Linked DNA regions of Homo sapiens: region 1 is linked to region 2. A link is a loop called in an ENCODE intact Hi-C map of the cell type or tissue named here. Cell type or tissue: ascending aorta. All regions are shown on one strand. Links, peaks and the distances in the headings refer to the core of each region. The heading gives the core; the rest is flanking DNA. Region 1 overlaps DCBLD2 (discoidin, CUB and LCCL domain containing 2). Region 2 holds the start of ST3GAL6-AS1 (ST3GAL6 antisense RNA 1).

The links. Hi-C counts contacts between places; a loop is a spot of excess contacts. Peaks named below come from ENCODE experiments on the same cell type or tissue, not always from the same donor. Only the 100,000 strongest peaks of a DNase experiment are listed, where the experiment ranks them.
Region 1: a loop joins it to region 2, with 2.8 times the contacts of the local background. A loop is called at or near these places in 11 of 110 quality-filtered maps.

Annotation. Positions count from the first base shown.
Region 1 is chr3:98,810,932-98,816,312 of GRCh38, forward strand. It overlaps DCBLD2 (discoidin, CUB and LCCL domain containing 2), which reads right to left. Exons shown (of 16, transcript NM_080927.4): 10 at 1,401-1,551; 11 at 537-623; 12 at 263-388. Among named protein-coding and RNA genes, the nearest start is that of ST3GAL6, 50 kb to the left of the region's middle. In ascending aorta, for the core only: a CTCF peak has its summit at 2,074 (motif pointing left); no DNase peak of the experiment used is centred there.
Region 2 is chr3:98,729,974-98,735,299 of GRCh38, forward strand. It overlaps ST3GAL6-AS1 (ST3GAL6 antisense RNA 1), which reads right to left and starts at 2,678. Exons shown (of 5, transcript NR_046683.1): 1 at 2,453-2,678. It also overlaps a transcript of ST3GAL6 not described here. RefSeq lists enhancers at 2,144-2,892, 2,893-3,640. In ascending aorta, for the core only: a CTCF peak has its summit at 2,720; DNase peaks (open chromatin) are centred at 2,418, 2,588, 3,288 and 4,084; H3K4me3 peaks cover 3,129 bases; H3K27ac peaks cover 2,104 bases.

The DNA of each region.
Region 1 (5,381 bases), core at 164-5,163, 81 kb after region 2:
TAAGGAACAATAAATCACAAGAGGAGGCCTGCAACACAGTGGCCTTCTCTAAATATTTAAAGAGCAATTCTACATGGCAGCAGAGACTACAACTTAGATCAATGCAGTCTTTTCCTATGAAAGAAAATAAATTTTTTTTTTTGCTATACTTAAAAACTATAGTTGGAAGAAAATAAACTGAAGGTTTAAAAATGCCCGTGAAAACTTCAGTTAAGAACAAAACAATACTATGTACTAGGCGTTCATTTCCATGTTTGCATACCTTTGGTTACATTTGGAGTTACGGTAGTATTTCTGATATCAGGACTGGCAGTTGTTTGTTCTGTCTGTGCAGGAAATTCATTGCTACTGCGAGGTTGTAGTGGTTGCGTAAATTTTGGGGCACGACCTTTAAAAAAGTTTCAAAAGCTCTTTACTTTTTAATCTGTACCAACTTGATTAACATAAACTTATTTGATAATGCTTTTAATATATTTTTGGAAAGTTGCACCATAAATCCAAGGAATATCAAATTCTCACATTAAAAACAGGCATACCTTTGGCTATTTTTGGAGGGGCTGTAGTGTTTTTGAGGTCATTGCTGTTCCGAGGAGGTGGAGGTTGAGTAAGTTTTGGAGGACGACCTTGAAAAATGGTTTAGAAAAATTTAAACATTTTGTTTTTAAAAATCATAATTAAAAATAGTAATGCTAAATGTCTTCAATATTTCCTAAAGTATTTAATTCTGCAGAATAATTTTAACTCTCAGAGAGAAATATATTGGAAGGATAAATATTATACTCTGCAATAAAGGCACAAATATGCCAGGATTTCTCAGTTTTTAAATAATTAAATCATCTGAAAATAATCTTAGGAAGAAGAATAATGGGGTGGAAAGTGATGTTGAATGCTAAAGCTATAAAGGAGTCATCCACATTTTGATACAGTACTTATTCAATTCATTTAATAGTTATTTATGGAGGGCCAACGATGTGTCAGGCACTGTGGTAGCCTTTGGGCGTACAAAAGTAAACAGTATATTAAAATGTATAATATTGAGATAAATTATTCTTGCTTTAAATGTATTGTTACAATCTTTCATGCTTATGTTAAACAAATATTACAGTACATGACACCTGATTTAAAATTATTAGGATTGAGATTAAATTTGGAAAGTGATCTCATTTACATTATCTTATGAATGATGCTATTTCTTCTTCCACTTATAATTTTGGAAACCATTCTTATAACTAACTTTTTAATAGGGTAACCATTTTTTTTAACATCCCTTTAAGAAGATATTGTAATTAGAGTTTAACCAGAAAGACACTCACATTATTAATTACTCTCTCTGAGAACAGCAAAACCATTTTAAATTGGCAATCCAGTAAAAACATATCTTAAACGAACTGTCTCTTTACCTTTAGGAATAAACTGACATCCGAGCAGCTCCATTTTCATGGCAATTTTCTGCTGCCATTGGGTAGGATTCACTCTAATAAAACGTGCAATAATTGGTGGCAAAAAGTTATTACGCACATCCTGGTGATAATCTTTGTTTCCTTGAAATATCTTTAAAAAAACAACAAAAAATTGGTACTTCAAATCAATAGAGGTCAGGGCTAAATTTCTCCACTTAAACATGTTTTTGTTCTTTGCTCTAGGCCTTAAATTACATCTGGAAAGTATGATAATAAGGATCAATTTTTAAGAAAATAATCATAATTTGGAAAAATATTAAGATGCTGCACATTTTTATCAAAAGTTTATGAAACAAAAATATTTAATATAGAAATGATTTTAAGATGATTTAAGAACTTAACAAGAGGGCTAACTTGGCATTTGGGTAAAAGGTTTCAAATCCAGTGAGACAATTTATCCTATTAGTAAATCAGTAACTCTAGTCCTGTGGAATTACCAACTATTTAAATATATTAATTTTTATTTTTAAAGTAAAACAAAATTGATCATGCCAAGTCTTAGGGGAAATATTTTGCTTGTGTACTTTTCATAATTTTTCTCTCAACAGGCTGAAGGTGAACATATACTAACAAACATATAACAGATATATACCTCCACCTACTGGATAAACTGCATAAAGACAGTTCTCCTATTATCCCGGTTTTTGTTCCATGCTGCTATTTAAACTAGAAGTGACTTTGAAATGCTATTTTATGCTTAAATTATTAATTATTTTTAGAGATAGAGTCTTGCTCTGTCATCCAAGGAATGCATTGGCGGGATCATAGCACAATACAGCCTAGAACTCCTGGGCTCAAAAGATCCTCCCACCTCAGCCTCCTGAGTAGCTAGGACTACAGAGGCGCATGCCAACATGTGTGGCAATATTTACTTATTTATTTAGAAAAGAGGTCTCGCTTTGTTGCCCAGGCTAGTGTGCAGTGGCGCAATCTTGGCTCACTGCAACCTCTTCCTCCCAAGTTCAAGCAACTCTCCTGCCTCAGCCTCCTGAGTAGCTGGGATTACAGGTGTGCACCAACACGCCCGGCTAATTTTTGCATTTTTAGTAGAGACAGGGTTTTACCATGTTGACCTCAAGGGATCCACCTGCCTCAGCCTCCCAAAGTGCTGAGATTACAGGAATGAGCCACTGCACCTGGTGATTTTTTATTTTTGTAGAAAGGGGTCTTGCTATGCTGTTCAGGCTGGTCTCAAACTCCTGTCCTCAAGTATACTCACACCTAGACCTCCCCCAAAATGCTGGAATTACAGGTGTGAGCTACCACGCCTGGCCTGTGACTAATTTAATGCTTGTAACTAACTAGCAACAAATGCATTATAAAAATAATCCCTAGGTAAAAATATGAGTTTAGGTGAGTCTCATTCCCTTAACTACTTCAAGCAAATAATGATAGTATCTTACAATGGACCAGCACTTAATTATTTATAAAACATTTTAATGTAACTAATTCAGACAACCCTATGAAATAGGAGGGCACAGGAATCTGTAAGTGGATTGCACAGCTAGTCAATGACAGGGCAGCAACTTGACTCTGGGTCTTCCGACTTAAGTATGGACTCCAATAAGCTAAAAAGAGCCCTGTTTGTTCTCTAGGTCAGATCAACTAGGTAGTTTCTAAAGACCATTAATAAGCATATATTGCCTAAAATCAAAGTGATTTTTTTTCTAATCAGCTAAGATGAGATTAAGTAAATGTTTAACTTCTCAATCAAGCTATTTCCAAGTATTGTGGCTCTATTTCTTCTTGGCTAATTCACTTGGCATTAGACTATAAATCTCGAAAGATGTGTTAATATCCTTCATTTCCTAAAAAGTTTGTTTTGCAGTTACAATAACTTCCATACTAGTGAGCTCCCGTGATTTCCTCAGATATTACTCTGAAATAAAATGAAAGGCAATTATTTTCATTCTTACTATATTAGTGGAACAGGGACGATAACAAATCATTACTTTAACACATAAAAACTATCTTTAAGATATTCCTCTATATTGCTGTCTCAATTTTATAAAAACTGAGTAAAAAAGATTTGCTATAGTCAACCTATGAGCATTTACTGAGAATCCTCATGTACAGAGAAGTATGTGAGGTGTCATGAAGAGAAAATGGATATGGTTGCTACAGTTCCCACCCTCAAGAAACTTAAATTTTATTGATTACCACACATAAATATGGCATAATGTTAGAAAGTGATATATTATGAAAACAAATTGTATATATATATATAAATCCCATTTTCTAAAAACAAAACCAAATGCAGTCTCTGCGTACTCATGCACATGTGCAGGCTCAGAAAAGGGGTAAAATGAATACACCAATTACCCTTGGGTTGGAGGTGATGAGGGAGCAGATGGACTTACATGAGCGGGAAAAGACTGTTAATTCATACAATTCAATGTGAAGATTTGCATTTCTGACCATAAGAGTAACGGATTAGACTTATTGTTCAGCCCTATACGTACCTGAGAAACTGGATAACAGGCTGCCTTGGGCAATAATGACGGAAAGAAGGGAAACAAATAAGGTGAACCCTGCTATTTATTGCCCCAGTACTGTCTATAGAAGAGTTTCCAGGCCACAGTGCAGGGAGAGAGATCCCTAACAGAGCCTGCCGGTCTCACTGAGTTGCAGAGACAGAGCTGAGAGTGGGAGGCCAATAAGGTAGCTAGAATTTGTAGGCAGAGATTAGGAGAGAAGAGAGCTATAAAGATAGAGTGAGTGAGAGAGAGAGAGAGAGACACTTCTAGAATATATAAGGAGTTATCCCTTAAATCTTCAGCTGCATGTAAAGAAATGACCTATGGCCAGTAAAAGAAACACTGGAATGAGTCAGCAGGACAAGTCTCACAGCTCCGTAGATCTGGGAATTCCTTACACTGCCAAGAGGTAGAACAGAGAAACCTCATAATACATGGGATGCTGCAGTGAGTACTTAGAACAGTATTGTCTCAGTGGGGGAGAAAAATAAGAAAACTGAAGGCTGTCCAGGTCCTGCCTAATGAAGTTTAAAAGCAAGCCTTGAAAATATCACATTGTTTCCAGTAGCTTAACTACATTCCAGAATAAAGCTCAAAAATACTTAAGGGAATATTAATAACAAAAAACCCCAGCACCAAACAATGTAACACAATGTCTGGCATCCAATAAAAAAAATTCGGGCAGGTAAAATATGATCCATAATATCAATCAACATAAAAAGACCCATATATGACATAGGATAACATTAGCAGATGAGGATATTAAAAGAGCTATTATATATGCTCCATGTTCCAGAGATAGAGAAAAGCATGAGCATGTAAAGACACACTGGAGACATCTTAAAACTCCCAAACTGAACATCTAGAGATAAAAAATACAGTATCAGAGATAAAAATACATTGGATGGGATTAACAGATTAGACATTTCAGAAGAATAGATTAGTGAACTTGAAGACAAAACAGAAAACTTTCAAACTAAAATACAAAGAGAAAAAGACTGAAAAAAATAAAGAACGGAGCATTGGTGAATGGTAAGATACCTTCAAGGGTCATAATATTCATAAAATTAGAATTGGGGAAGGGAAATATTTGAAAAAAAAAGAACTACAATTTTCTAAATTTGATGCAAATCATAACCTACAGATCCAAAAACCTCAAAGAACCCCACGCAAAAAAAAAAGAAGAAAAATATAAAAAAGCCACATCAATCAAACTGCTTAAAACAAATGATAAAAAGAAAACCTTAAAAGGAGCCACAGAAAAAAAGACATATCACATATTGAGGAACAGAAATAATAGCAGAATTCTTGTCAAAAACAATGCAAGCCAGCAAACAGCAGACAACGTATTTCAATTATTGAAAGGAAAAACCAAAAAAAAAAAAAAACCAAAAAACCACTGATCAACCCAGATTTCTACACTTAGAGAAATTACCTTTCAAAA
Region 2 (5,326 bases), core at 327-5,326:
CAAACCTAGTAAAACAGGGCCAGCCCTATATGTACACTGCCTGAAAATTATAATTTTAGGGGCCTTTGAAAGACCTTGCATGTCCCAAGAGTCCTCTCCTTCTTTGTGGCTTTTCCCCTCCCAGCTTATTAGAAGAAATCTTCTACCAAAAGGCCAAATTAAATATACATATATTGGGAGGGTATTTTCTCCAAAACAATGACCAAAAACACTAACCCAGAGAGGACTAAAAACTTTTAATTCCATCACCCTACTTAAGCCTTTGTCAGTTTCCACAGGAATATAAAATATTTATATAATAGCAATCATGTGCCCATACAATAATATATCTTGAATTTTTAAAAATTAATGTTACACTGATCAAAAGCCCCTCCCATCACAGAGAGTTACATAGCAGTGATATCTCAGAAAGAACAATGATTTTGGCCTCAGGTGCTTTCCTTTGAGTCACAGCTCCAATGTAGGCAGCACAGCCCTAGACCACCTGACTCTGTTCCTTCCTTTCTACCATGACTGGCTTGCAGGGTGAGTGAGAGGAACAGATACAATGCATGGTGGGTGGCTGACTCATGGTGGGCAATGACTGGTAGTTAATATTTTTAGCGTTATTTTTAAAGTCAACATTTTACTTCCTGAATTGATGGTTTTGGGGGCAAGCACTGTGCCAAGCCTTCTTTACAACAGAGACTGTTTTAATCCTAATCACCCTTCAAGACTAGCTGTATTATCTCACTTTACACCTGACAAAAAATGAAGCCCACTGTGGTAATGCCACTTGCCCAAAGTCACACAGCAGGTCAGCAGAAGAGGTAGCTTTTGAACTAGGTTGGGGTCAACAGTAGTCACTACTGGCCACTACCAAATATGAAATACAAACGTCACCTCAGAACAGCAGATAGCCTCTCTCCTTAGCACACTGCTTTGCAGATTCAAGAAGTCCAGAAGGCCAGAGTGGATGAGGTGAAATACAGTTTTAGTTTTTAAGATCATGAACAAGGGGTCAGTGAAGAACCCAGGAGAAATTAAAAGAGCAAAGTAAACCTCAACACCAATTAGTTCAGATAGACAAATTCCCTAAAACTCTTTCACTATCCTGATGTCTCAAGAGCCACGTTTAAAATTACAAAATCTGTGTGGGTTATGTCAAAGGCAATCTGTAGAAAGGGCAAAGAATATGAATTATCTGAACCCATTGAGTTTTTTGTTTGTTTGTTTGTTTGTTTGTTTGTTTTGAGACAGAGGCTCGCTGTGTCGCCCAAGCTGGAGTGCAGTGGCGCCATCTCAGCTCACTGGGTTCAAGCGATTCTTCTGCCCCAGCTTCCTGAGTAGCTGAGATTACAGGCGCGCACCACCATGCCCGGCTAATTTTTGTATTTTTAGGAGAGACGGGGCTTCACCACGTTGGTCAGGCTGATCTGGAACTCCGGACCTCGTGATCCGCCCGCCTCGGCCTTCGAAAGTGCTGGGATTACAGGTGTGAGCCACGGCGCCCGGCCATTTTTTTTTTAAAGTAAGGTTGGGAAAACAACAAATGATACCTCCTAGGGCTGTTATTACAATTAAGACAAATACCAGAGCACTTTGGCAGGTGGAGGCGAGCGGATCATTTGAGGTCAGGAGTTCGAAACCAGCCTGGCCAACATAATGAAACCTCATCTCTACTAAAAATACAAAAATTAGCTGGGAGTGGTAATCCCAGCCTGTAATCCCAGCTACTCGGGAGGCTGAGGCAGGAGAGTCGCTTGAGCCTGGGAGGCAGAGGTTGCAGTGAGCCAAGATCATGCCCCTGTACCCCAGCCTGGGTGACAAAGCAAGATTCTGTCTCAAAAAAAAAAAAAAAAAAAAGGACAAATACCAGAAAGCCCATCACAGATGAAGGACTTTGTTCCAGTTCGTGACACATTGCCAACTTTGAATTACATCCAAGTCCGTGGGTCTTCTCTCTGGGGTCAATTGATGGCACGTGATTACACTGCTCAGGGCCCAAAGGTTGGAGCTATGACTTGAATGTTTCTAGACAAGGAATTATTTGACAAACACACTTTAAAAAGTATTCAGAGCCATCCAAGTAAGAGGACATTAATAACGTAGGGTTTTGCCTATGGAGAGAAAAGAAAACGCAAACAGCACGTTCCACCTTCGTTCTCCCTAAAGTAATTTATCTCCTTCAAAAGATAAAAAGTACGAACACATTTGCCCTTGAAGGGCAGAGCCCCGGAATTCAGGAGCTCTCTGAACACTCCTCCCCTTCTGATAGGGACCAAACCTTCTGCTGAGCCTTGTGTCACAGTCAGTCCGCGGCGCCACAAGCCTCAGTGTTTACTTCTGCCGCCTGCCAGCCGGGCGGGGAAGGGGAGTACCCGGCCACCCCTCACTTTAGCTCCTGCAGCTTTCCAAACAAACCAGGGCGGGATGGGAGTGTCTTCTTGGCTGTGGAAATCGATCCTCCTACCTTGTCCTGAAGCCACCCGCCGCCTTTCCTCGTCCCTCCCTTCGCGGTGATTTTCCGGTCCCGGCGCCCGGCGAGGGCGCGCGGCTGGTGTCCGCCCCGCCCGAAAGGTAGGGGTTCGGCTGTGCTCCCGCCTGGTCCCCAACGCCTCACCCTCCGGGAGACCCGCAGCCTCCCACCACTTTGCACCTTCCTCCTCGAATTTGGGGGCGGCCACCGTGCAACTGGCGCCAGCCGCGGAGCAGGAGGAGCTTCCCGCGACTCCGGAGGCGCTCGGCGCAGTCGCCCGGGATTGGGGCTGGCGGGAGCCTGAGACTCCGGGCAGGGCTGCTCCCTCCTCTGCTCCCCCGCCAGATCCGCGGGGAAGGAATCGTGCCCGCGCCGCCCCTGGCCCGCGCCACCTTCCTTTGGTTTCTGCCGGCCTCGGGCTTCTGCGGCCCGATGTGGCAGGCGCCGCGAGAGAGGCAGCAGCCGGCTGGAGCAGCGGCCCCTCAGGTCTCGGAGCCCGGTGCGCCTCTGCGGTCGTCGCTCCTGGGCCTCGGCGGGTCACTCTTGCCGGCCGGCTTCGCTGCGGGTTTGCACTGCCCGGGTGAGGGAAATTGGGGGTGCGGGAAGACCGGTCTGGGCCGGGGTCCGGGCGGCCTGGGGTCTGTGCTGCCCCGACCCTCCGGCTTTGCAGCCTCTGAGGCTCAGGGTTGGGGGTGGGGACACGGAGCGCTGTTTGCCCCTCCACATATCCTGCCAGCACCAAGGAGGTGGCGTGCGGAGGCGTAAAGGGACCATGGGCGCTGGGACCCGCGAGCCAGCCGGCGTGCGCCGCAGCCACCGCCGAGAGGGCACCCGGGGATCCTGGAGCCCCAGTGAAGGGCGGGAGGGACGCGCAGCCTCGCGGGTAAGCCCAGGAGCCGTGGGGGCCGAGAGAATCTGCTCTGGGACCCTCTTTTGTCGAATCGCCGGCGAGGTTGTGCAATTGGGAAGCCAAGAGGAGTGTCCAGCTCCTCGTTCACTATTGTTTTCTTGTAAAAGGGTCTGTACGCGAGGAGGGTTGAGGGGTCTGGAAGGTTCTGGTCTCTTACCGTATAAAGTTTTTCGAGAAACCCTTTTTCCCTCCACAATGGAACTAGACCTAACAAAACAAGCTCCGAGGCAGTTTAGGAGAAAGGAGGACGGTGAGTAAATTGCAGTGTTTGGGCTGCTGTTAATTTTCAAGATAAGGGAGAAGCAACTTGTCATTTTGAGGCCGCCGGCTCCGGAGATCCCGGCAATCTCAAGCCTCTTTCTTGTGTGCTGTTATTTTGGCTTAAAAGAAAACCTATAAAAAGCGACGCCCAGAAACCAAAAACAAACCCAAAGCACCTTCTTTTAGGATTTTTCAGTAGCGAGGGTTGGCGGGGACAGTGGGGAGGAGCAGGAGGGGGAGAAGAGGTTGCTGTTGAAAGGTAATGTTTAAAAACAGTGTGTGGGGGTAGGGATGAAAATAACGTGGTGACTGCTAGTGTATCAGAAATCACACCGAGTCTAAAGTCGTAAGTCCCATTTGCCTTACGAGGACCAGCTGGGTGCTGTGAGTAGGTGGATAGTTAAGGAAACTGTAGATCTGCTGAAAGCTCCTCGTGGTCTGTGGTCTCGTGTCCACGCTGACCTTTGAACCTCGTAACTCTTCGGGTCTCCAGCGGCCACCTCTTTTAGGCTAGCCCGAATGTTTGACTTTCCGGTCCTCAATCTTCCTCACCTAGCTGCAGACCATAAAACTGTCTTTTTATTTACAGGGAGATGTTAAATATTTGGGAACATCTGCTCAGGCTGCCAGGTTATTTTCCGTTTGAAAGCATGCCGATTTGACATTTGCAAGTTGGTTTATGTTGCTTCCTTTTTGTTTCACTAAGAACGCTTTTCATACCAAGATCTGCGAAAAACGATGCCCTTAGACTGTTATTTAGTTTATTGTCTCTGAGTAAGGCCAAATTCCACAGAGGGTCTTTGGATAATGGCAACTTTGCTTATAAGAAGATAATTTTTCTAGAAAGTGTTGCATTGGTCTGGTTTCCTAAGCTGTTCTTGTGGTCATGTAGACTGGGAGGGGAGATCTTCATTCCTTGTGATGTCGCTTTCCTTGAATTGTATTTTTACTATAGTTCCACAATGTCTCAGTCCCAGATTGCACCATATGTTGTTTACATGGTGCAGTAAAATGGGACTGCAATTTTGACTACATTTCAGTAGATTTGTTGGAGATAGTTTGTTCTTATGCCCTATATCAATAATAATAATAAAAAACCTTTGAGGCTCAAGAATAGACAGTATTGACAGAATAATACCATTAAGAGACATACCATTTAAAAACATTAGTCTGTCTCCTGTGAAATTGTAAATCGTAGGTGTTCTCATTCAGTGGCAGACGACTGGATTTCACAGCAGTTTTCTTCTGTTGGAGACATTTCTGTGTTCCACATCATGTGGAACCTTATGGGAGAAGACGTGAGTAATGCCATGTTTCCCGCATTTCCCTGATAAGCATCATCTGCTAACCATGCAGACTGCCAGATGGCTTCCATGGAAATTGTGCTTCCATCCAGGAGTGGTGACCAGAGATCTGTTTAGTATGCATTTTAGGTGATGCTTATTGAGAAGGTGAAGGAAGCATGGAACTCCTATTTGGCACCCACTCTGATTTTTGGTGTGTTCTCATATGCTATTTTATTTAATCTTCCTGACAAAACTCCTGCAAGAAAGGAATTTTTAGCCCCATTTTATAGCTTAAAAAACCAAGATTGCCTTAGGTTGAGTTGCAGTGGCTCACATAAAGGTTTGACTCTACCTCTGCCTACACCATCCCAGGAATCCTCTGCAGTATACATTCTGCACAAATTCTTCCAT